3 separate regions of the Homo sapiens genome follow, and regions 2 and 3 are each linked to region 1. Evidence: chromatin loops called from intact Hi-C (ENCODE). Cell type or tissue: PC-3. All regions are shown on one strand.

Region 1 (8,000 bases):
GTGACAGACTATGACAGATGACATATTTACTTTTCGTGGGAGCTAAACGAATACCTCAGATAAAATGTGAACTAAAAACACAGCAAATTTGGAATTAATTAATCCATTGACAACATTTTTTTTGAAAAACACTTTCTCTTATAAAGAAAAATAGATCTGTAAAGCCGAACAGTTAGTTAAAATTGTAACATTTAATACATTATTGGAGCTTAGTAACAAGTTGGGAATTTCACCTTTCTTCAGAAATTGAAGATGCTCTAATCAGAATTAGCCAGGTGTACACAGAGGTCAAACATCATGCTAAAGTTTCACTAAATAGCTTCTATCTGGCCTCTGATCACAAATGCTTCAGATCCCAGGCTTTGACATCTCAATGACTTCAGTATTATGGCTAGGCAGCTGCCACTTACTTCATTTTCAATGTATCCAGCTTTTGCATGCCTCGACTAGGGGCCTTTTGGCAAAATGTTTAATCAAGTCATCATCTAGCATTTTTGTCTTCCTTATCATGGCCTTCGTTTCCTTAAGAAATAGAAAATTCAAATATGACTGTAGAAACTGAGTGGAAAATGAGAATGTAAGTGTACACATGCTTGAAGACATCACGGTGAACTAATGACTAATTACTGTGCAATTGAATACTAATGGAGAGATTCATGAAATCAACATGAACAGGAAATGAACTCAATATGACCAATGGTTCTACAATTAAAATCAAATAAATGCGTAGTAATAGAAAGAACTTAAAAGATATTACTACAACCAGATAATTATTCTTCAGGTTACACTATACTAAAAAATAAACACAATGCTAGGTAGAGGTATCTAGCTTGATATCTTTTGAAAAGTTAATGTGCATCTGAAATGTGAATTATAGTATTGTAATTATCTTCAAATTAAAGTACATAAAACTAGTTCAATAGCAAGTCACTTATTAAAGCAAATCAGATCAACATGAATTTCAGGAAGGAAACTTGAGAGGTTACTTTCTAGGACCGTTTAATTAATTAATTGTCGCTCTGAATATTTAACTCTTTGAGTCTTAGCAGTCCAGTCAGAAAATTTTCAATAGAAAGCAAGTTTAGGGATTGAGAAGAAACACCAAACAAACAGACACATTTTAAAAGCATTAACCTTTAATGCATAAAGAGCTAGTAGCAATGTATAAGGATTGATTAATAAATTTTACAACCACTTTTTTAAAAAATTGCACGTACGTTTCCTTTAGTTCTATTTCATTTACTTTCTTTTCCACAACCCAATGGGCTGAGTAAGGCAGATTGAAATAAACTGCAATATTTTCTCTTGAAATATCTACTCACTTATCAGCTGTGGATCTAATCAAGGACCTAATAAGTCCATAATGGTACATTTGCTTCCCAGGAGAAACCACTGTTTCTCGTCATTCCAGAAAACACCCCCTTGCAAGGTGCAACCAAGAGCCACAGATTCACTGTAACAGTCTAATAATTTGATTGGGAGCCCTAAGGCAGGGATAACTTAAATTACAATTAGAGAGCCCTCACACTGGTGCTAACATCTGTGTACTGAACCACTGTATACTGATTAAAGGTTTTTAAAAGAGAACTAAGTACTTTCCACATTAGAGATGAGTCTAATTCTAATGTCCCTCGTCCTTGGTATGTAATACTTCAACATTCCCTGCTGAGCTTCCTGCTTGTGAGTCCAAAGTATGCACATCCTGGATAATAACTGTCTTGGAAATGTCCAATAAATTGCTCAGGTGTAAATGGGTGGAAGGGCAGAGCCCTGGGAAGAGAAAGAAAGCACTGTTCATTTCATCACTCTTCCTGTGCCTATTTTCCCCGAGTTTGTAGCTGCATAGTTGAGGTGTTTTTGTTTTTGTTTTTCCATTAAAAGAGTGATTCGGCCGGGCGCGGTGGCTCACGCCTGTAATCCCAGCACTTTGGGAGGCCGAGACGGGCGGATCACGAGGTCAGGAGATCGAGACCATCCTGGCTAACACGGTGAAACCCCGTCTCTACTAAAAAAATACAAAAATTTAGCCGGGCATGGTGGCGCGCGCCTGTAGTTCCAGCTACACGGGAGGCTGAGGCAGGAGAATGGCGTGAACCCGGGAGGCGGAGCTTGCAGTGAGTCGAGATCGCGCCACTGCACTCCAGCCTGGGCGACAGAGCGAAACTCCGTCTCAAAAAAAAAAAAAAAAAAAAAAAAAAAGAGTGATTCTAAGTAGAGGGTCAGAACTCAGAGAAATTGCCATGGGGGCACCAATTAATGAAAGTTAAAATGAACGAGGACACACACACTGCATCCCTCAGTGTCCTCCCTGCCTTGTTATTAAATGAATCGTGCATGCAAGGAGAACAGAGTTAGAAGAAAGCAAAGCCAGGAGCTCTCCCCCCATGCCCTAACCACTTCTTTCCTTCCCCCTCCACTCATTAGGGCCTTTTTCAAGCACATGGCTGCTGCAGATGTCCCTGAGAGAACATTTTGTTTCCCCCCTGCATCCAGGCTCAAACACCTGGGCTCTGACATGACGTCCAGTGGAGGCTATTTTCTTTCTCCTTTTTTAAACTTTCCTTTTATTTGGTTTGCATACAAGGCTAATAATGAGGTTTAAAAAACTATACACAATCAGTATACAATTACACTCATCGGGAGCCTGACATGTAATTTCTGATAAACCCATATAACTATGAACAGCAAAAGGAACCACAGAGCGCACACAATGTGTGGGGTCATCAGAACACAATGCCAACACAATCTCTGCGTCATGTCTTGTTGCATAGTATTAATCAGTGCAAACATTGTTTGGGAAATGAGAGGGGAGAGAAAGAGCAGTTTCCCAGCTGCTAGTGCTTTGCCATCAAATCTGATAGTCAGTTCCATGGAATATAAGAAACTTCAGTAATAAAGCTTAGGACCAAATAATGACTCTTGAAGACAGACTACTTAAATTATTCAAAATGAAATCAAATAATAACTCCTTATATATAATCCCAACTCTCCTGATAATTTCACATCAGACATTTCTTTAGCAACTTGTGTATTTTCATAAATTTAGAAAACGTATTTGCATCTTTAACAGGCCACAATTGGCGGGTACTGAACATCCACATTATCCAAATGATCAGTGTTACTGGTTAGTTAATTGCTACAATTTTGATTTATTTCAAATTTTTTATTTCTATATGTTGAAACATAATTATTTTTCTGTTGATTGTTATAGGTAAAGGACACAATAAGGTTTCATTAAGAAAGAATTATCCAGGACCACAAGATGACAGGCTGGGTCACTAGGGAGCACAATGCAATACTATTGTCAATACTATCGATATGTCTTAGGAAAAGTCAGTCTGGGAAATGCAGAAATGTCACAAGCTTTGTTTTACCTTCATTTTAATAGAGCATAGCATGACCTATATGGGAGGGGTTGACTACTTCAATTAGGTTTATGCTATTTTCAATAGGACTTCCAATCAGTGCATTTAGCTGGAAAGCAATTCCTGGCTTTATTATTACTGTTGTCATCCTTAAAATGCATTCTATTTATTTTTTTAATTTACCAGGAGGGGCAAAGGGAAGATGGGAGCAATAAAGAAAAAGGAGCCAGTAACATGCCCTCAGGGACCAATAGCAAAAGGAGAAGAATCATAGGGGAAGAGAGATAGGAGATGAAAATGAAAGACGTATCTTATTAAACCATCATAATTAAGAAGTAATAGGTATTCATAAAGAGACCCATGCCCAAAGGCCTGAAGATGTCTACAGTAGCAAGGGCCAATGTTTTCTAATAAGTAATAATTAACAAATAATCCACAATAAAAAGCAAATGGGACCCCACAAGAATGAGAAGGCAGAAATCTGCCTTCTTACAATTCCCCCCCGCCCTTCATAGTTTAGTGTGAACAGACCTAAACTGAAACACTAAAGAAAAGGAAAATTGGTGACCTCTTTTCAACAACAAGTAAATTCTGACACACACAGAAGTAAAAAGCATTTGATAACAGAGCACCTCATTCTCATCACCTGTAGCTTAAATACGGGATGGTGCCAGCTCTGAACCCTGAGATTACAAAGGCTGCCAGAGATCCAAGGGAATCGGGGCCTGATGATGAAACTGACCCCACATTATTTATTTCGGCACAAGACAGGAATTAATTGGATGGATTTTCCCTTAGCTCCTGCACTTTTTAAGTTAGCTGGACCTAAGACAAGGCTGAAGGGAAGGAGGAATACATTTGGTCCTTGGACACCCCCTAGTGTCTGTACTAGCACAAAAACCACTCGCAGGTATATCCCTTCCTTTCCTGCTATCCGGAACATGAGGGCCAAGATTGGCTCCTCAAGGCGGAAGTCCCAAGACTGCAGCCTCGACGGAAATCTACTTTCCCCTCAGGTCAGGAGGCCAAGTGTCAGACTCCTAACCCCTTTTGGATACTTTCTAGAATTTCTGTTTGCCAGTAACTTCGTGTCAATGTGTTGTAGTTTGTCTCAAGAAAATGTGAAAAATTATAGGTGGAGCCAGGAGGGGCCTATAATTTGCTTCAAGAAAAGAAAAAACAAAAAACCAGATGAATTTCAGTCAATACACTAGATGCAAAATGAAAAAGGGAAATGGAAGAAAAATCTGTTTCGGAGAATATATGGTAGTTTGTCTTCTATAGATAACTTGTGAGTGTTTGAATAAGCATTGTGATGTATTTATGTTTACCCATGTGATTGGATGTGAATACTGAATAAAGTCTGGGAAGACTGCTTGCCACTTCTCTCAGTCAGCGGTTCTTTGAGCAATATTCCATTTGTGTAATGAAGATATAATTTAAAAGTGGCTTAGAAAAGCTTTAGTGTAAGCGCCTTTGAAAGTTCCCATACAAATTATATGTGACTTCCTTTCCATCTAGGTAAATAAATTGTGTGTGTGCATAGGTGTGTGTCCCAGGATATCTGTGGACTAGGCTTCTGTGTTAAAATATTACTAAAATTATGAAGTATTACAATGAGTTTTATCCACTGTCATCTCAAAAGTATAAATGTCTCAGAATGTCATTACTATGTTTGGCTGTTGTAATTACCCAAATCTGCCCCAATACTGACCACAGTTCTAAGGAAACCATCATATATAGTTTTTTGTAGCATAACGCTTTTGCTCAACTGTTTTCAGGAAGCGGTCCATCATTCTATTAAATTTTGCAGCATATATTATGGCAATATAAACTACTTTTTCTTGCTGCATCTGAGAGGGTTGTACTGGAATTTATGCAAGGTCTGACCTTCACAGAATCATACAACTTTAGAGGCCAAGGGTCCTGAGAGACCACCTAATTCACATTCTTATTTAAGGAATGCATTGTTCAAAGTGATTTCATGACTTCCTCAGAGCCATGTGGCCAAGCTGCCAAAGAAGTTCTGCACCCAGCCCGTTTTGGGTCACTGATGTTTCTAAGCATAAAATTCTTTAAGAGGAGCCTGATAGACATGAATATGTCATCTGTGGCTAGACATGGGAAGCCTGACTGTAATATGGGCACCCTCCAAGTTAGGGACACATCTTCTGAAAGGAGAGGGTGTCCCAGGCAGCTCCTACAGTCCCCGGGAAAAGTGTGACTGTGGACCCAAGGGCTCTTCTGTCGTTGATTTTTCATCCATGACTCATACATGAGGCTTACACTGTAGAAAGAGAGGAAAGAAACTACAGAAGAAATGTCAGAAGCATCTTGCACACACACACCCTCCCCGCCCCGCCCCACCACCACCACCACCGCACCCCAAGTGTGTGAATGAAACTGTTTTGTTCCTTCCTCGGCAGGAAATGCTACTGTTTTAAATACCAAACAAAGATAGTGCTTGCTTCTGGTTACAGCCCACACAAAATAAACTTACTTTTAAAAAGAAATCTTGGCATATGGTAACAAAACCTATATAATTCTCTTGATCTTTAATCTCTATGCCAATGTCTGTTTTACAGATTATGGCCTCAGCCCCTGACAAATCTGCTTAGTGAATTTTTGGCTGACAAATCTGGCAACACAAACGCTGTCTGAAATACATTCAAAAGGCTAAACATTTTCATAATAGCTACTTTACATAGCCTAGTAGGTTTCCCTTTAGGACACTAATTAGTTTTTTTTTAAAGTGACAGTGTTAATTTTTATGATTACACACAGAACTGAGATTTTTATTTAATACACTAGGCCTTTTTTTAATGCTTTTCAAGGGGATCAACCACTTTGCCAACAGACGGGTGTTACAGCAGGGGTGATTATAGTAATTTTTCATGTAATTGGGAGTCACCATTTGGTTGCTATCTTTCACATGCTTGTTGACTCATCATATAATCCTTTATAATGGGGGTTTGTTTTATGTCACAGGAACGTGCCAAGCAGCCGGGAAATAACAAACAGAGGAACCCCCCAGCTGGTGGGGACCACAAGGGTTTTTAACATCTGCCCGGTTCTTTAGACTGCACAAAATTTTTATTTAATAGCAGTGACCAAACACTGAGAGAAGGGTTTTGGAGGATTTGGGAAGAATCTGTGTTTTCTCTCAAGAGAAGATGTCTTTTAAAAACAGACTCTATTACATACTGCAGAGAGCACAGTTTTTAAAAGATAAGAAGGTGTAAGCAGTCATTAGAAATATCAGAGTCCCTTTGCCCCTTCCCCTACAGTCAAGAATTTAAGCCAAAAACAAATGCAGCATGTTGTCCCACGGGTTCACTTATCACAATTTCACTTTTCATCTTATCTTTTGAATCCCATCAGTTAGCATAGTGCTTTAATGGAACAAATATATGACCAGAGGTTGCATGCCAATATTAGATGCTGCACAGAGGTCAAAGCTGGAAATTGAGACTCCTCAGTTCTTAGCCCAGCTCTATCATCTTGGGAGAGTCCTGTGAACATAATTAGGGCTCAAATTCCCTTCACATTAAAAGCAAAGAGGAACACTACTATGATTCCTGAGTTTCCCTAAGAAAAAAGTAAAAATAAATAACAGAGTAAGTCTGAAAATATTTCTTGAGTTAAAACACTAAATACTAGGCCTTACAGTTTGACTTGAGATGATAGTTTCTATTAACACTTTGCCATCTGTGAACCAGTAAGGTTGGCAAAGCCATCTATAATGTACATTCTATCTGACGGAGTGCATATTTCCTTTGGAATTTTCCAAGAGTATTGGAACAAAGTTGCTCATTTTTATGAAAAGTATCTGATGAAAGTCTTGTTATTTGTTTATAACAGGTTCAAAGGAATGACTTATTTCAACTTATTAGGAATTGCTTTTTATTCCATTTAAGACCATGACCACTGACAGCCACGCTGTCTAAAGACAACAGCTGAAGTTAGATCAACTGGATCCAACTCTAGAATATTGACTTGATGAAGAACTTAAATTTGCTTTTTAATTTAATTATCTAAATACTATTTCATAATGGAAGCACAACATTAAATATGTCAGATTTTACTTAGTTCCTAAGATCTGAGATAAAGGTAGTTTGCCTAAATAACCATGTGATACAAACTAGCCATAATATGAATTAACCCTAAGTTATCTTCAACAAATCCTATACAGTTATATGTTATATTTTTAAATAAGTAAACATAAGATACAGTTATAAATAAAACATAAGATACAGTTATAAATAAAAGCCTAAAACACAAACCATTTATTTAACCAAGTTTAACTCTTATGACACCAAAGTGAACGCAAAATGAAATTATCCTATTATACAAATGAGTATGTGTCATGTATTTTCAGACTGCTGCTTAACCATAATTATTTCCAGCATTTAATTTCATATACTCACTGCTTTCAAAGGCCATTGGTAGTATAGATTTCTGATAGAAGCTAGCCAAATAGCAGACCATCAAAGAAGATAGTTGGTAAAATTGAAATCTATGTTTATCTAATAATTCCTTAAGAAACTAAAAATAAAGGCAGAAGCCACGAAACAATTTCCTTTATAGTAATTAAAACTGTAAATAAACAGATAACTTTATACTCTGTAGGAACCC
Region 2 (8,000 bases), 64 kb before region 1:
ACTTGATAAAACCACACACACCTCAATATAAGGAAAATATATTAACATGCAATGCATTAACAGATTGTACTGTTCAGTCAAATTATATCATTTGAGATTCATGAGCCTGTTTTTAGATTCTATATGAATCTAGGGGGGAAACAAACATACCTTAAACCAAGTTATATACTTACATTCATCTTTTTGTTTTACGTGATGTATTCTTTATACTATTCTGTCCATTATAGTCCTTGTGTTTACCTTATAGAAGTGGTATTTCCTTGTATCTGCACATGCTTATAATTATCCCATATAATTTTTGAATGAGTTTCAAATAAATTCAAAGCTGAGTTTAAAATGCATTTTATTTTTATTTTTTTTAGAACAAGTAACATAATTATATATTATTGCCTTTATCCATATCTACCATCCTCACCAATTAAGACGAATTTTAAAATATTATACATTAATACTTAATATCTTTAGCATAAATGTGTATTGCATTGATTATAAAGCCTATTTGTTAGCTGATATCTGGTTAAAATTGATGATTTTTCTATTCTAAAACTCTTGTGTAGGAGTCAATATTCTATTTTTTAGCAAAAATAAATTATAATTCTACACTACCTGATCACTGTTTCCCAGTTCAGAATTAAATGCACTAGGGGACAGTTTAACTTTCATTTGTTATATCAATCAAATTTTATAATCCATTTCATTTGGTTGCCTGAATGCCATTCTGTGGCCAGCCATGAATTAGCTTCCCCTGAGTATAAATATGATTGCCCAGTTTGATGTTCAAAGTGTCTGGATGAGCACATTTTCGGGTCCCTTGGATTGTCCATTCTCATGCCCAAGGAGGTACACGGCAGGTTAGGAGGGCACTGTCATAGTTAAACTGTTTGATCCCTGCTGCTGCTTCCCCAAGATAGAGAAATAAAAGATGCCTGTGGCTCCCCTATTATTCCATTTTTTCTTATTTTAAACGTGATGGCTCAACCTTTCACACAAGCAGCAGGGAACTTTGAACTTTTCAGAATTCATTTAAAAATATTCAGCTCAGTATTTGTTAATGATATAAAATTACATCACCACAGAATTTACCATGAACCTGGGAAATATGTAAAAATTTACAAGACTAAAAGAATGTTTTCCTTTCAAATCTGAGAATACAGTTTCAAGGAAAAAATCTCTCAAATAAGATTTCAAGATATTACAGTAGGAACTGGAGAAAGCTTATGTCAAAACCCAATTCTTATGGGAGGAGGTCAAACTCCAGAGTAAAGGAAAAATCTGACACATTTTTCTGTGATTAGGTCATATGAGAATGCTTGAGGTGAGAGAGGAAAGCTACATGGAGTGTTACATCTTTGCTATTAATGAATTTTTGCCCCATTTATATATACAGTACATATATTTCATAATAATCACATGGGAGTGAGGCGTTTTCCAACATCCCACATTCATCATAATTAAACATTTCAGAAGGTGGACTGAGGAGCCAAAGAATGTAAGCAACAAGATCATAAAGACTTCTTATTACAACGCACCAAGTGCAAACAGGGCTCCTGAAATAATGAAAGGAAACGAAAGAAGATAAGGCTTAGGGTAACAACCCTAAAGTGGATTATTGTTTCTTGGAAGAGAGGTTCACATCTAATTAGCATAGCTACATTTTATAACTCATATTGTATAAGACATAACATATAAAACACAACAAAATGAATAAACAAAAAAGTTAAGCTGAAGAGATTCTCAACTACTAATCCATATGATTATAATCTAGTTTGTTACATTAAATTTTATTGTCCCATACGTAAAATTACAGCCTCAGAATTGTGCACCCCAAAAAGATGCTATAATTATTTAAAGGATCTTAAAATTCTAAACACAGGTGGTAATTCCATGAATATGCTCTTAAACTTTTGAAAATAACTAACTCCCAAGGGTTTTTTTTTAATGGACAAAGAATAATTAAAGAATAATAATAAATTTCACCAGCAGTTATTATCCGTCTTCAAAAAGAAATCCTTCCTAGACTTTGACTACCTAGATCTGAAGAGATGCAAATATTAGGCGTGTTATCATTCCACTCTCCTGCCACCAAGCCATACATTGATAATCAATAAGGAGACTCTTGCAGCTAACCTCAGGCTTAGCTAGAAACATCGATATTAGCGCCAGAAGCAGCCACTGCCAATCGATAAGATTTGGCAGGTGATTTGAAACATATTTTCCATTGCTGACTTAAAGCATGTATTCTTTGGAACACTCAATTTGGCATTTGCTCATATATGTTCGGTATTATTCTGCAGGGGTGTGTGTGTGTGTGTGTGTGTGTGTGTGTATGTGTGTATGAGAGGAATAGAGACAGAGAAAGTTTCATGTGTCTAATTTCATTATAAATTCTACCAGGGCAGAGACCATGATTCCACTTCTTCTATATCCCCCTAAGTGCCCAGCACTGTGCCTGGCTCATATTTGTTAATCAATAAATATTTGTTGACTTAAACAAATAGGTCTAACCATAAGTTTCTTGCCATATTTGTCCCTACTCGCTTGTTTGATTAAAGCAACATATTATGACCTGACTGATATAAAAATGAAAACCTATGACACCAAAGGTAACTGGAGGGGTCTCTTGAGTATAGAAACACTGGTCCACAATCTCCCATCTGCAACTGTGAAAACAAAAAGCTATGAAAGGCTTTTCATAACTCATGTGGCAGCAAAACCAGACCTGAACTAATTTCAAGAAGATTATTTAGAATCTTTATTTATCCCACTCAATGTGAATATTCATACACTGCGATGCAGAAACATGAATGTGTTTGATTATAGGGTGCTGCCCCAGACCCAGCTGGAGATATTGCATAATCTGCGGTATATGCACCATAGTACCTTTCTAAAAGAAAATTTCTAAACACGTCTCCGTCTCAGGGATTTTGGGTAGTGAATTGTAGACTACATGTGTGTGCTTCCTGCAACCCAGTCCCTGACCTATTGCACAAATGAGCTACATCACTTAGTCTGATTCAATAATTTCTAAAGAAGAGACATTTGAACTTAAAGTATAATACAAAAAAGAAGAGACTTTTGAAAGAGACAATGCTAAACAAATCAACTTATATGCCATATCAGATCATTTCATTTTACATTTCATATCAACATCTCATATTGTTGAGATGTTGAATATGGGTTGTGGATCGCTTTTGGGATTATGTTTCCCATTTGGGAACACGTTTTCCATTCTTTCTACTAAAAGGCATTTCAGTCTATGAATGGCTACTATGTAGAGGAATTTCATAGTTTCTCTACTGGATTTTCAGAATAAATCACATGTTAAATGCTGATTAAATCATATCAGGATTTCAATTGACCCCTAATGTTTCTAAACATATATAGCAATGCACTGTACCACAATAGCGTCCCTCGTTAGTGTTCCCTTGATGACCTAACTTCATTTTAATATATAATATGAAAAAATACATTCTCTTGAATTATTTTTAATATTATAATGTTAAAGGAAACTTATTTGATCACTATAAAAATGCGAGAAGAAAAAGAATCAAAAATATAATTTTCAGTTTTTAAGAATCAGAAATTGTATACAAATAACATACAAAGGCATTTAACAGGGTCTTTTTAAGCTCGCAGCATTATTCACTCAGCCCTTGTCAAGTGCTTTCCTTTTTGCATGAGTTTGCCACCTCCCAGCAATGCAGTTTACTGTTGCATGTGATGGGGAAGAGACCTGTTTGTACTGTCACAATGGCCAATAAACCTGAGCTGGAGACTCTTCATTTTAAACCTAAAATAAATAACTAGATTTCATTTAAACCTCCCTGTGTGAACCACCACAATCTTCCTAGTCTTCACTAGCGGCTTTTAATGCCCAACTACTTAGGAATCACAAGAGTGTCGGAGTGTTTAGTGACTCTGATCCTCCCATCAGTAAACTGATCTGGTGATAAAATGGAAAGGGCCTTGTACTATTTGCATTTTTACTCAGTTTAGTCACAGATCACAAAATAAATTAGTAAATTGAGCAACAAGGCTTCCCATTTGCAAAACCCCAACGTTCAAAGTAATCATCTATGCTTAAATTCACAAATCCTTAAAAATGTAATAATTTCCCTGTCAACTAACAAAAATAACAGTGCTACAGCATTCATTTAGAACTCCCTGTATGCTAAAGGCCATGGCTGTGTTTGAATTTGGAATTTTAATATTTAATAAATGAATGGATTTTATAGGTAAATTTTCCTGACACCTTCGCCTCCTTCAAATATTTAGGACACATGATAAAGATGGGGGAGAAATTGAGGGGAGGTATCCGATAATTCAGCAGATTGACTAGTGCTCAAGTACACTCAAAGTTCAATAGACACTGGAATAATGTCACATTTAAGGTCTCTCAAGGCATGAGAGAGTTTAGCTTAGCTACTTGAGCCAACGTGATAGCCCAAGCAGGCTTGCCCCCTCATCACTGTCACTCAAGACAAAAACTGCAATGCTTAGAGATGGCAAGCTCATACCAAATGCTACAAAAATTTTCAAACTCAAAATATTATTGCTCTGTAATAGAGGCTGGAGTGACTCACAAAGACACTAACATTCTCAGTTTAGAGTAGAAAACTTGATCAAGGACTTCGGAGGAAAGCCTATCTTATTGGGAATATGCAATAGTTTTTCTGTCTGCACAGTGCTCCAGGCGAGGTCTCATCTCACAGTGGCCTTAAGGAGAAATAAAGGAGATGAGTCACCACCACTGGGATTTTAACTGGCACCCTGGGAAACAGGTTTGCAAATGCTGAAACCAAAGCTCCAGAACTTCATTTCTTTCTTAAAAAAAAAAAAAAAAAAAAGACTGGCGGGTTGGGGTGGGGGTGGTGGGGCTCTCGAGTGGAATCAAATCCAGGCTGTTGTGGTAAGAAAGCCCATGACAAACCTTTGGCCCACCTAAGATGAGTTAATTATAATATACAGTAGTAAAAAGTACAAAAGCCCTGGGTTTGCCCCAGGCTATGCAATATCTTTATCAACATCACTGCAGCATGAAATGCACAACTTTGAGTCTGTAATAATGGTATCAGGTAGCCAATTAAATGTAATGGGAAGAGGAAGCTAAACAAAACATAGAGGGCAGGGAGGAGAAAAGCTAATACCCAAACTACTTCAAAATATCCAAGTTATTCTGTTTCAACCAAATCACTGAACACTAGAAGCAGGTCAACACTGAACTTCATCTACTGAAATTCAAACATCAGACCAAACTATTTTTATTGTACTTAATTTCTACCAATAGTTGTGAAACAGCAAACATGCTATAGGGAACATGGTACATGATCTAATAAATATAATACAGTGGCTGCAATAAGCACAAGTGAGACTAACTAGCTCATGGTTTTACTGGTAACTAGTTTGTTTTTAATAACCACAAGTTTAAAATATAACTTAGTGTTGATTTTTTTAAAGCTCTCAAAGGTAAATATAAGTAAATAAACAAATAAATGAACAGATAATAAATCATAGCAACAATATAACTCTAGGAGAGAAAAACTTGTCTAGTGAGATATTTTATGTGTCATAAAAACAAAGATGAAAAGTACTATTACTTGAGGTTGAAACACATTGTTTCTGAAAATATAATGTGACTCCACGTGACCTCTACTACCGTGTGCAAACAAGAAAAAACAAAGCAAAAACAAAAAATTCCTATCTGATTCATCATAACACATTCCTTCCTGATGCTAATCTCATCTCTTCACTGTGCTACTCCGCAATAATAGTGGTCATCTAAGTCCTGTTAATCCTTTTAGCAAGCACTAATAATTATGCATTAGTACAAATAACATTGAAGCCTTTTTTCAAATAATTACATATATAATGAATGTATCTTTTAAAAGTTGTTTACAGCTAATTAACCAATGAATAATTGTTTTCTCTTCCTGAACAGGGAAAGCTTATCTTAGAGTCACAGTTAAAAATGCTTTTTTTCCAGTTTTACAGATGTTGTTAGCAATTAAAACTGTTAAAACACTATTAAAAAGAACTCCTTGTATTAAAGGGCTTACTCATCCCAGTTGTTGTGGTTTCTCAACTACTGCATCTTTTAAAATCATTTCCAGTTTGAAAGGGCACTGGTGGCTCCAAACCCAACAGACCTCTTTGTAAATAGTTCAGATCCTTCAGTATCACAACACAGTTTGCTTGTTGCTATATGACTAGTTTAATTGTGGGCTGTAATAAAGGTCATAATTAATATCCCAACACAGACACTAACAAACAATTTTAAATTGCCAGCATAATCAAATGATGCAAACATCTATGAGCTACAAAAGTTCATTGCCGCAACTGACAATTTCTTAATTGTATTCAGTCATTCATGGAAATTTTATTAACATCGAACTGATGTATCCTGCCCTTACTCTGTCACAACACCAGGGATCTAATTTCATTATTTTCCACAAGATTTGCTTGACTACTGCCATGATTCTAATATTGCTTTAGTCCAGATGTTTATGCTATTTAAATTAGGAAGAAAAGCCTTTTGGGTAAACACAATTAAAGAAGTTTTTTTTCAAATTTAGTTTAACAAACTTCTTTTAATTAATGCATATAGCTGCAATGTTGAGGCTTTTTCACTGATTTTATGTTCATTTCCTACTGTGTGCAACATATATTGAGTGTACAGCTACAGCTAAATATAACCAACCACCTTTTAATTTTTCACTTACTTCTGAGTGCTCATTAAGGTGAAAAATAGAAGCACATGACTGCACTTTTAACTTTAATCAATCTCAGGTGTGTGTGTGTGTGAATGTGCATATGTGTGTGTCTGTATGCACAAGTTGCATCCATGGAGACATACAGGTCACAAATACACAGAAATACCTATATATAAAACTCTAGATAAATCTATCTGATATTTGGTCACCTTAAAAATTCCCCTTTTTATTCATTTTTTTTTTTGCAAAATAATCCCATAGTAATAAGTGTATTTAGCAACTCCCAGTAGTCTAAAATCGAATGATGTTTTCAATGCATTGAGAAGTCTTAGGAAAAAAACAGTAACAAAAAACAAAAAACTCTGTTAATGGATTACTGATGCAATTTGTTTTCATGAGAGGAGCTTCTGCCATCTCATAGGAGCTTAGTTCTAATAAATAAATAAGATCTTTGTTCTCTTAGGTAATCATTTTCATTCATTGGCTTCCTTATTTAAGTGATTATAATAGCTCAGAAATACTGGCAGGCTGTTTAATAGTGGAAAGCTAATACATTTACATCACTTTTGAAAAAAGTGTTACGGTCAAAATGCCTATGTGTAGCAAATGGATATTGTACTACTCTTAGAATAACATTATTTATAAACAATATTAAATTATTAAATCGACATCCAAGGAATGTCATCTCCTATTTAATGGTGTATGCAGATGCTACAGAATGTTTCATGAAAGTATCGGCACCTTCAATGTTTATTAAACCAATGAACTAACCAAATTTGGGCAATCTGAATAAACCATAGTGTTTCCATGTAAAACAGAACCTCAGAGATACTTCAAAATCATCTGTAAGAATGTCAGTGACAAGAATTTTAAGCTTACCTTGTTTTAATATCTTATTTCAATTCTGATATCAGCACAATCAATTACACAACTTCAACTAACTGATGAAACTCCCCCAAGTATATCTGAGAAAAACCAATAAAATTTCCTCTAAGATCTAGGCTTGAAATGTCTCAATATTTCACAAGCACAGGGATATTTACAAACAATGGCAACATCTGCTATCACTCTAAAATCATGCCTGCTTCCATTTATCTGGAAGAGGTTAGAATTTTCTCAATCCATAAAATCTTTTCCTCAACAGGAGTTTGGATGGCGCATAATATCACTTTAGTGATGGGTTTCTCTTACTACTATTATTTCCCTGTGACTACATTGATTAGGAATGGCTATTTCTTGGACATCTTATATTACCTAAAAAATCCGCCTGCTAAGAAACTCCCATTGAGT
Region 3 (8,000 bases), 850 kb after region 1:
ACACAACTATTCCAGATCTAGTCATTACTTGACATATATACTGAAGCCTGCAAATTTCACCAAGAAATGTGTGTGCTGTAAAGTGACAAAATAATTTGGATTGAAGGACTATAGTTTGCAAATAACTTTTCACAATTTCTTGATATTACTGATACCATAACAAAATCACTGTGATTTTAAAAAGTATTGTTAGTATGCAATAAAATTTCCTAAAATAATTTATTTTGAACAAAAAACGATTTTGGAGGTCCTATTCTATACCTGTTAATTTTTTTAAAACTATAGGGATATATAAGAAGCAAACTTTTGTGAGTCTGTGCCCACGAATAATATGCAGTCTTCGTAAACTGTAAACTAAAATATATGAAATGACTAGAAAACTGCTTGGAATGCCTAGCTACATGACATTACATTGCAGAGCTTGAGAGAAGAGGGGGATCAAGGTGGATTAGTGACATCTCAAAATACATCATGGAGCTACATCTAAAATTATAATCATATGATACTGTAATTAATTGTGGGAATAGTGCCTTTTAGAATAGCACACACACTTAGAACCAGCAGACGAAACTATTTCCAGTGTCATAAACAGTATACTTTCTCTACAAATATTTCTAATTAGGAGAGTAGGACATTTCCTTTAGATTTCTTTTAGTCTACAGGTAAGCAATTTATGTCTTCTGAAATGGACTGATTTTATTTTGCTCAGGGAACTGCTACGGGAGCAATCTCTTAGGTTTTACAAATCACAGAACTTTACATAAAACACTTTAGTCTTTTCTTTTAAACTCATATTTAATGAGATGTGAATTAAAAAGTCTATTTTTGATTAAATCACTACATTTGAGACTCTCTCTCCCCACCAAAAAGGGAAGGGCAGGGTAAGGGATGTTTGTGCCATAATCAATTACGGAGTTCATTATTTTAAAAATATATCTAAAATATTTCATAAAAATTTAAAGAATAATTTTAATATTTATATTTGAATTAGCTTGAAATATATATAATATATATATGCACATTCAAAAGAAGGGACAGATATATCATTAATGATATTTCTCAAATTATATGATTATATGGATGAAATAAAATTAAGGAAGATCATTAATGACCTCTACTTAAAAAAAAAAAAGTAAATGACTGAAAAGTATGCATTTGTTTTCATTTAGGAGGGTACAAGTATATCATGATCCATCATGGAATAGCTAGATGATACATTCTCTCTGTCATTTTTCACAATTCATGAATTGAGCATTAAAGACAAAATATATGGTATATATAATATGGAACAAATAATTTTGCCATATTAGGAGGTGAATTTAGGGGGTTTCTTTAGTTTAGAGTAGCCCTCTCCCCAAAAAGAGAAACTACCACCAAGAAATTTCTAGAATTCAGTCTTCTAAACTGGTATGGTGGATGGAAATATTTTTGTTTCTGGAAAAAATGCATAAGGTGCTATTTCTCCTGGCAAAAATATGAAAACATGAACTGCACGATTTTTTCCCAGCAAGCGACTGATCTCCACATACATCTATCATTATTCAGCTTCAAACTAAAAAGTCTTATTCTGAATACCAATTCCTATAAACTATGTAGCTCTCAATTACGGAATCTGAAACTGCTGGTTCCATGATGATAAAGGAACATGCTGTTTGAAAGACCACAATTTGACTGCAAGTAATCAATATACTATTTGGAAAGAAACCTAGATGTGCAGTTTTATTTAGAAATGCTGAGAGCACTGCACTGAAGCCTTCTCCACAAGTCTGGCAATGTCAGGTGGCTCTTTGTCAGTCTTCTTTATGCCTGTTCATTTTCAGAGGCAGCAGAACATTTTCTCGTTCACTGCCATTAATAGAAGATACCTCTTCTGTAATTTTCAGGGAAGAGGACAATCATTTGTAGCTAAATATATTTTCACTTTTCTTTTATTTTTCGTGAAGCTTCTTTACATTGTATGCCCTGAAATGGAGAGAGTAAAATGAAGAATTTGAACTTCTAGGCCAGAAACATGCAAATGCTTTGGATGAAACTAACATTTGTCAATTTGAGTTTTACAAAATTGGTGTAGCATTTAATTCATTCTTTTAATCAAAGAGAAAATGTCATGTTTACTGAGCACCCAGGTTTGTGGTTGAAACATGATTATGAAATGTGAATCCTTTTAATAGCCCTAGATTGTCCTTCTCTTTATTTTTATATCTGGGAATATGGAAGATCAAAGAGGTTAAGTACTTCAGGTCACACAGGTTAAAACAACCACCAGAGACAGAATTTGAACCTGATTCTCTATCTTCATAAAGCCCATAAAAGGGCCTAGTAACTACTACCAAGGCACCTAAGGTACAGTGCCTAGAATGACCTAAGAATCTATTGTATATTCTATATATGCCCCATTTTCTGAAGCTTGTTAAATTGCCTGAAGGATATTACAATGAGTTTCCTTCATTAGAAATTTCACCAGAATTTTGCCAAAACCACAAAGGCAAGGTGACTTCATGATATATTAGTTAATATAGATTCATATTTGAATGGTTATCTTTTTTTTTTTTTAGATGGAGTTTCACTCTTGTCATCCAGGCTGGAGTACAATGGGTCAATCTTGGCTCACTGCAACTTCTGCCTCCCAGGTTCAAGCGGTTCTCCTGCCTCAGCCTCCCAAGTAGCTGGGACTACAGGCGTCTGCCACCACTCCTGGCTAATTTTTTGTATTTTTAGTAGAGACAGGGTTTCACCATGTTGGCCAGGCTGGTCTCGAACACCTGACCTCAGTTGATCCACCTGCCTCGGCCTCCCAAAGTGCTGGGATTACAGGCGTGAGCCACCGCACCCAGCGAGTGGTTATTTGCTTGTAATGCTTGGCTGATCTGGAAAGAATGCATATTGTGTTGGCTGAAGGGGATAAGATGACAAAAATGGGATAGGGAAAGGGAGCAGCCAGGGAGAATAGAAAAAAGGAAAAGAAGTCTTCCTTGGATGACCTTACAGAGAATTACCCGAACTCCTAAGCCATACGAATGGAGTGAAGGGAATGTTGTATTAAAGAAAAAAAGAAAAAGTTTTATCTGCTTTTCCCTTAATTAAATTAGGGCCATTTGAATAACTACCTGAATAATGGCATCAGGAAGAAAAGAGCAGAAGGCATGAAAGTTTTTTCTGTTTGTTATATTTAGAGAATGTTTTGCAATTCTTTCAGTGTCACGTTAGAAGGCAGCATCATTTGCACAATATGAATTAGCCTCAGAAATTTCTAGGCACATTCACATTTAAAGTAAGATGACTTTATTTTGGTCAGGCTGGTAGAGTCACTGCTTTGTTTTGTGTTTCCTAAACTTTTCCTGACAGCGTGCTAGGTAAGAGTCTTCCCATCCTATTCCCTCTGCTTGTGGGACTTTTATTAAGATGGTGGGACAGCTCAGCCAGGTGCCAGTTTGACGCTGTGTGGCTGTAACTTAATATTCCTCAGTAACTCTGCTTTGGAGTTAGGGGCTATGGGAGGTATTCGTTAATCCTTCACAATTTCTGCCACAGACATTTTTTAACTCTCTTTAGAATGTAAGAGGTATGAGAGGAACTGGTCAGGCCTAAGGCAGCCTGCAGTGTGGTGGGACTCCACCCTTTCCCTTTGCCACGGCTCCATTTACTCCTTTGGAATGTGCCGATAATTCCCACGGAATAGTAATAGGTTTTCAGTGGAATATTTTGTGGAAACGGAACTGTTTTGGTCTGGGGTTCATGTCTTGACGAGGCCAGGAAGACACAGCGGACTGAGGGGCTGAGATGGTCTGTCTCTCGCGGAGTTGGAGTACCCTCTGCTGTTCAAGAGAAGAAGTGCACTTACAGATAGCTCTAGCCAGTGCTTTCTCCAGGTAAAGAAAAACCTCCAAAATGCTTCTTAGAAAACAAGATAGATGCCCTCAGAAGATTGCTGAGCTTCCGGCTTCATGCAATTGTCGGGGTTTTGACTCTTAAGGAAATCCCATTGAGACTGAGTATGCGATGAGACCAGAGCCTATGCGGAGGGTAGTTTTTCTTTAGTCATAAAGTGTGGTATGAGCAATGGTTCTAGAATGATAGGTATTTGGGTTATTTTTCATGTGTTCGAATGCCACCATAAAATATTCTTTTTTTGTGTGTAATCAATCTTTTTATATCTGAGAAACCTGGATATTGTAATTCTAGTTTTGGAGGTTTCTGAATATCTTCTTTTGAAGTGTTTTTACATGTAAAGTCAGCATTGAAAATTGTTCTCGTGGCAAGTAGTTTCTTTCCTTTCTTTCTTTCTTTCTTTCTTTCTTTCTTTCTTTCTTTCTTTCTTTCTTTCTTTCTTTCTTTCCTTCCTTCCTTCCTTCCTTCCTTCTTCCTTCCTTCCTTCCTTCCTTCCTTCCCATTTTTTTGCTTTAGTTTCTAATGTATTTTGTTATTCTCTGCTGTGAGATAGCTTATTTCTATATAGTCCTGTAATTTATAAGCACTTTCACATAATCTCATCATAGCAGCTCTGCGATGCAAACTACATAGTTCCCACTTTATAGACAGAGAATCAAGGCCAAGACCGTGTCCAGAAATGCAGGTGGCCTCAGAAGTGAGCACTGTGTCAGATTTTCTAAGACAGGAGTAATAGTGGTTAATTCTTTAGTGACTACAATTTGTCAGCATTATACTAAACATTTTTAAGCATTACACATTTATTCTTCATGTCAAGTCACAGGTAGGTATTATTCTAACTGTCACTTCATAGATATGCAAATAATAATCTTTAAAGGTTAGTAATAGTCAAATAGCCGGTAAGTGAAAAAACTGGGTTTTAAATGTGGTGCATCTGACTCTGGAGGCTCCAATGTGTGGCCAACTTTTGACATATGGAGAAAAAGACATAAACCTTGACCTCAAGCACTTTAGTATTTTTAAATTGTGGTAAAATATACATAACTTAAAATTTACAATTTTAGCAATTTTTAAGTGTAAAGTTTAGAGGCATTACACACATTGACATTGTTGTGCAAGAATCACCAACATCCATGTCCAAAAATCTTTCATCTTTCCAAGCTGAAACTCTGTACCCATTAAAAAATAACACCCATTCTCCTCTCCCTCCAGCCCTGGCAACTACCGTTGTATTGTCTGTTTCTATGAATTTGACTACTTTAGGTACCTTATATAAGTGGAACCATACAATATTTGTCTTTTTGTGTCTGGATTATTTCATTTAGCATAATGTCTTCAAGGCTCATCCTTATAGCATGTGTCAGAATGTCATTCTTTTTAAGGGTGTATAATACTCCATTGTATCTATATAACACATTTATTTATTCACTGATCCATGGATGTTGGGATGTTTCCAGATTTTCAGTATGATGAATAGTGTTGCTGTGAACACTGATGCACAAATATCTGTTTGCTTCCCTGATTTTAGTTCTTTTGCGTACATACCCAGAAATGAAATAGCTGGATCATATGGTAATTCCATGCTTAGTTTTTTAAACATAGAACTGCCATACTGTTTTCTGTGGTAGTTACAGCATTTCATACTCCCACAAGCAATGCTTAAGGGCAGTAATTTCTCCACATCCTTGCCACTTATTATTTTCTAATTTTTTAAAAAAATAGTCATCTTAATGAATGTGAAGGGATAGCTTACTGTGCTTTTGATGTACATTTCCCTAATGGTTAGTGATATTAAACATCTTTTTATGTTCTTAGTGGCCAACTATATATCTTCTTGTGAGAAAAGTCTATTCAAGTCCTTTAACTGTTTTTAAATTGGGTTGTTGTTGAGTTCTATGAGTTGTTCATATATTCTGGATATTGAACCCTTATTAGAATATGATTTGCAAATATTTTATTCCATATGTTGCCTTTTATACTCTGTTGATAGTAGCTATAGAAAGATAGATGTTGTTAGATGTGCAGAATTTTTAGATTTTGATGAAGTGCAATTTATCTCTGTTTGCTTTTGCTGCCTTTTGGTATCATATCCAAGATCTTTGCCAAATCCAGTGTCATGAAGTTTTTATCTTATGTTTTCTTTTAACAGTTTTATAGTTTTAACTGTTACATCTCTTTACATGTCTTTAATCCATTTTGAATTAATTTTGTATATGGAGTAAGGTACGGGTCCAACCTCATTCTTTTGCATGTGAATATCCAGTTTTCTTAACATCATTTGTCAAAAACAACTATACTTTTCTGATTGAATATCTAGCATTCTTGTCAAAGTCATTTGGTTATATATGCAAGAGTTTATTTCTGGGCTTTCTATACTATTCCATTGATCTATATGTCTGTCTTTTCCTATTACACAGAAATTTTGCTCTTATATAGTGCCAGTTTTTACCAAAATTTGTTCTGATTAGAGTTTTTTCTTGAAGCTCAAACATTCTGTCAGTAATGTAATTAATGAAAAAGAAAAATCAATCTAGTTTTTCCTTGTATTTATGTGTTATGCATATAGGTGATAAACCGAATAACTTAAAGTTTTAATTTACAAATACATAAATTGGTTTGATGTGATATGGAAACAACTGTATTTCTGAAAGTTGTTTTAACCTGTGTATAGAAGGCTAAAATTTTCATCTATTCATTGCATTCATTAGGTCTAACAGCTGAATTCCTCCTAGTCAAGTGGATTTGGGTAATGTAGTTTGTCCTATTTGTTTACCTACTGCTGTAGCTTGGATGTTTGATCCCTCCAAACCTCATGTTGAAATTTGATCCCGTTTTGGAGGCTGGACCTAATGTAAGGTGTTTGGGTGATGGTGGTGGAACCCTCCAGCATAGATTAATGCCTTCCCTCGGGGGTGAGTGACTTCTCACTCTATTAGTTCCTGTGAGAGCTGGTTAAAAAGAACCTGGCACTTCCCCTGCCACTTTCTCTCTTGCTCTGTGGTTTCTGTAGGCACTAGTTTCTTCTTCCAATATAGTGGAAGTAGACTTAGACCCTCACCAGAAGCTGAGCAGACGCTGGCACCATACTTTTTATACAGTCTACAGAACCATAAGCCAATAAACCTCTTTTATCAGTTGACCAGCCTCAGTTATGCCTTTAGAATGACACCAAGTGGACTAAGACACCTATTCATCTAGGTAATAGCCATGGGACAGGTTTACAAAAATAAATTTTTAATACTTAGAAAAATACTTGAAAAGAATAATACCAAAAGTAGACCAATTTTACTTATGACTATAGATGCACAAATATTAAACATAGTATTATCAAATTCTGATTTTTAAAATGAAAACTATACCAAATAAGGTTTAATCTAGAAATTTAAGATTGCAATCTATAACCCTTTTTCATCACACTACATGATCATAAGAAAAAGACTGTGAAAACTTTCTGATAGATGATTTAAAGGCATTTATAAATGTAACATATAGTCATGATTCAAAAATTAAAAAAAAAATAAAAAACAACTTTCAATGCGCTAGAGATGGGGACCCACATTCCAAAAAAGAATATGTGTTTAAAAGCAACCGCCAATGTCTACTGAGTAGAAAAGGCAGAAGGGTATCTCTCATTACTGTCATTATGCATCACAAAGAGAAAATTCTAATCAATACATAATATCAAAATTAATACTAAGTATATTTAAATAAAAGTAAATAACCATAGCATCTGTAAGTAATAATTTTGTTGACTTGGAAACTGAAAGATAATCAACTTACAAACTATTCAAAAATAATATTGAATTAAGGAACATGGCTAGTCATGAATTTAATGTAAAGAATATAAACATATTCTGTAAATACTGAATACTTACTAGGAATGGATAAACATTTTGGTCACAATAGTAATTTCTATTTTCATCCCTTTCTCACTGATTCTTTCACAAACATTAATTTCTTTTTGTATTTACTATTCTATTCTATCATATGACTATATATTTTGGACCAGAACGACACTGCCTTAATTATAACTTTATCATACGTCTTGATATTTGGCAGGTAAAAGTCCCTATTCCCGCATTCACACCACTAAACTAAAGATTTTTTCTGGT

The links. A loop is a pair of places that touch in the nucleus more often than their neighbours do. Peaks named below come from ENCODE experiments on the same cell type or tissue, not always from the same donor. Only the 100,000 strongest peaks of a DNase experiment are listed, where the experiment ranks them.
Region 2: it touches region 1 in a loop (5-fold over the local background); 6 of 110 quality-filtered maps call a loop at or near these places.
Region 3: a loop joins it to region 1, with 9 times the contacts of the local background. A loop is called at or near these places in 3 of 110 quality-filtered maps.

What each region holds. Positions count from the first base shown.
Region 1 is chr2:58,567,675-58,575,674 of GRCh38, reverse strand. All of the region lies in intron 1 of LINC01122 (long intergenic non-protein coding RNA 1122), which reads right to left. Among named protein-coding and RNA genes, the nearest start is that of LINC01122, 51 kb to the right of the region's middle. RefSeq lists an enhancer at 2,203-3,081. In PC-3, a CTCF peak has its summit at 4,248 (motif pointing left); DNase peaks (open chromatin) are centred at 4,254 and 5,634; H3K27ac peaks cover 257 bases.
Region 2 is chr2:58,631,889-58,639,888 of GRCh38, reverse strand. All of the region lies in intron 1 of LINC01122 (long intergenic non-protein coding RNA 1122), which reads right to left. Among named protein-coding and RNA genes, the nearest start is that of LINC01122, 120 kb to the right of the region's middle. RefSeq lists an enhancer at 5,350-7,027. In PC-3, no CTCF peak of the experiment used is centred here; DNase peaks (open chromatin) are centred at 4,738 and 5,668; H3K4me3 peaks cover 582 bases; H3K27ac peaks cover 1,963 bases.
Region 3 is chr2:57,716,818-57,724,817 of GRCh38, reverse strand. LOC105374697 (a long non-coding RNA gene) reads right to left here and starts at 3,918. Exons shown (of 3, transcript XR_940111.3): 1 at 3,842-3,918; 2 at 1,866-1,962. In PC-3, CTCF peaks have their summits at 3,597 and 3,811 (motif pointing left); a DNase peak (open chromatin) is centred at 3,887; H3K4me3 peaks cover 987 bases.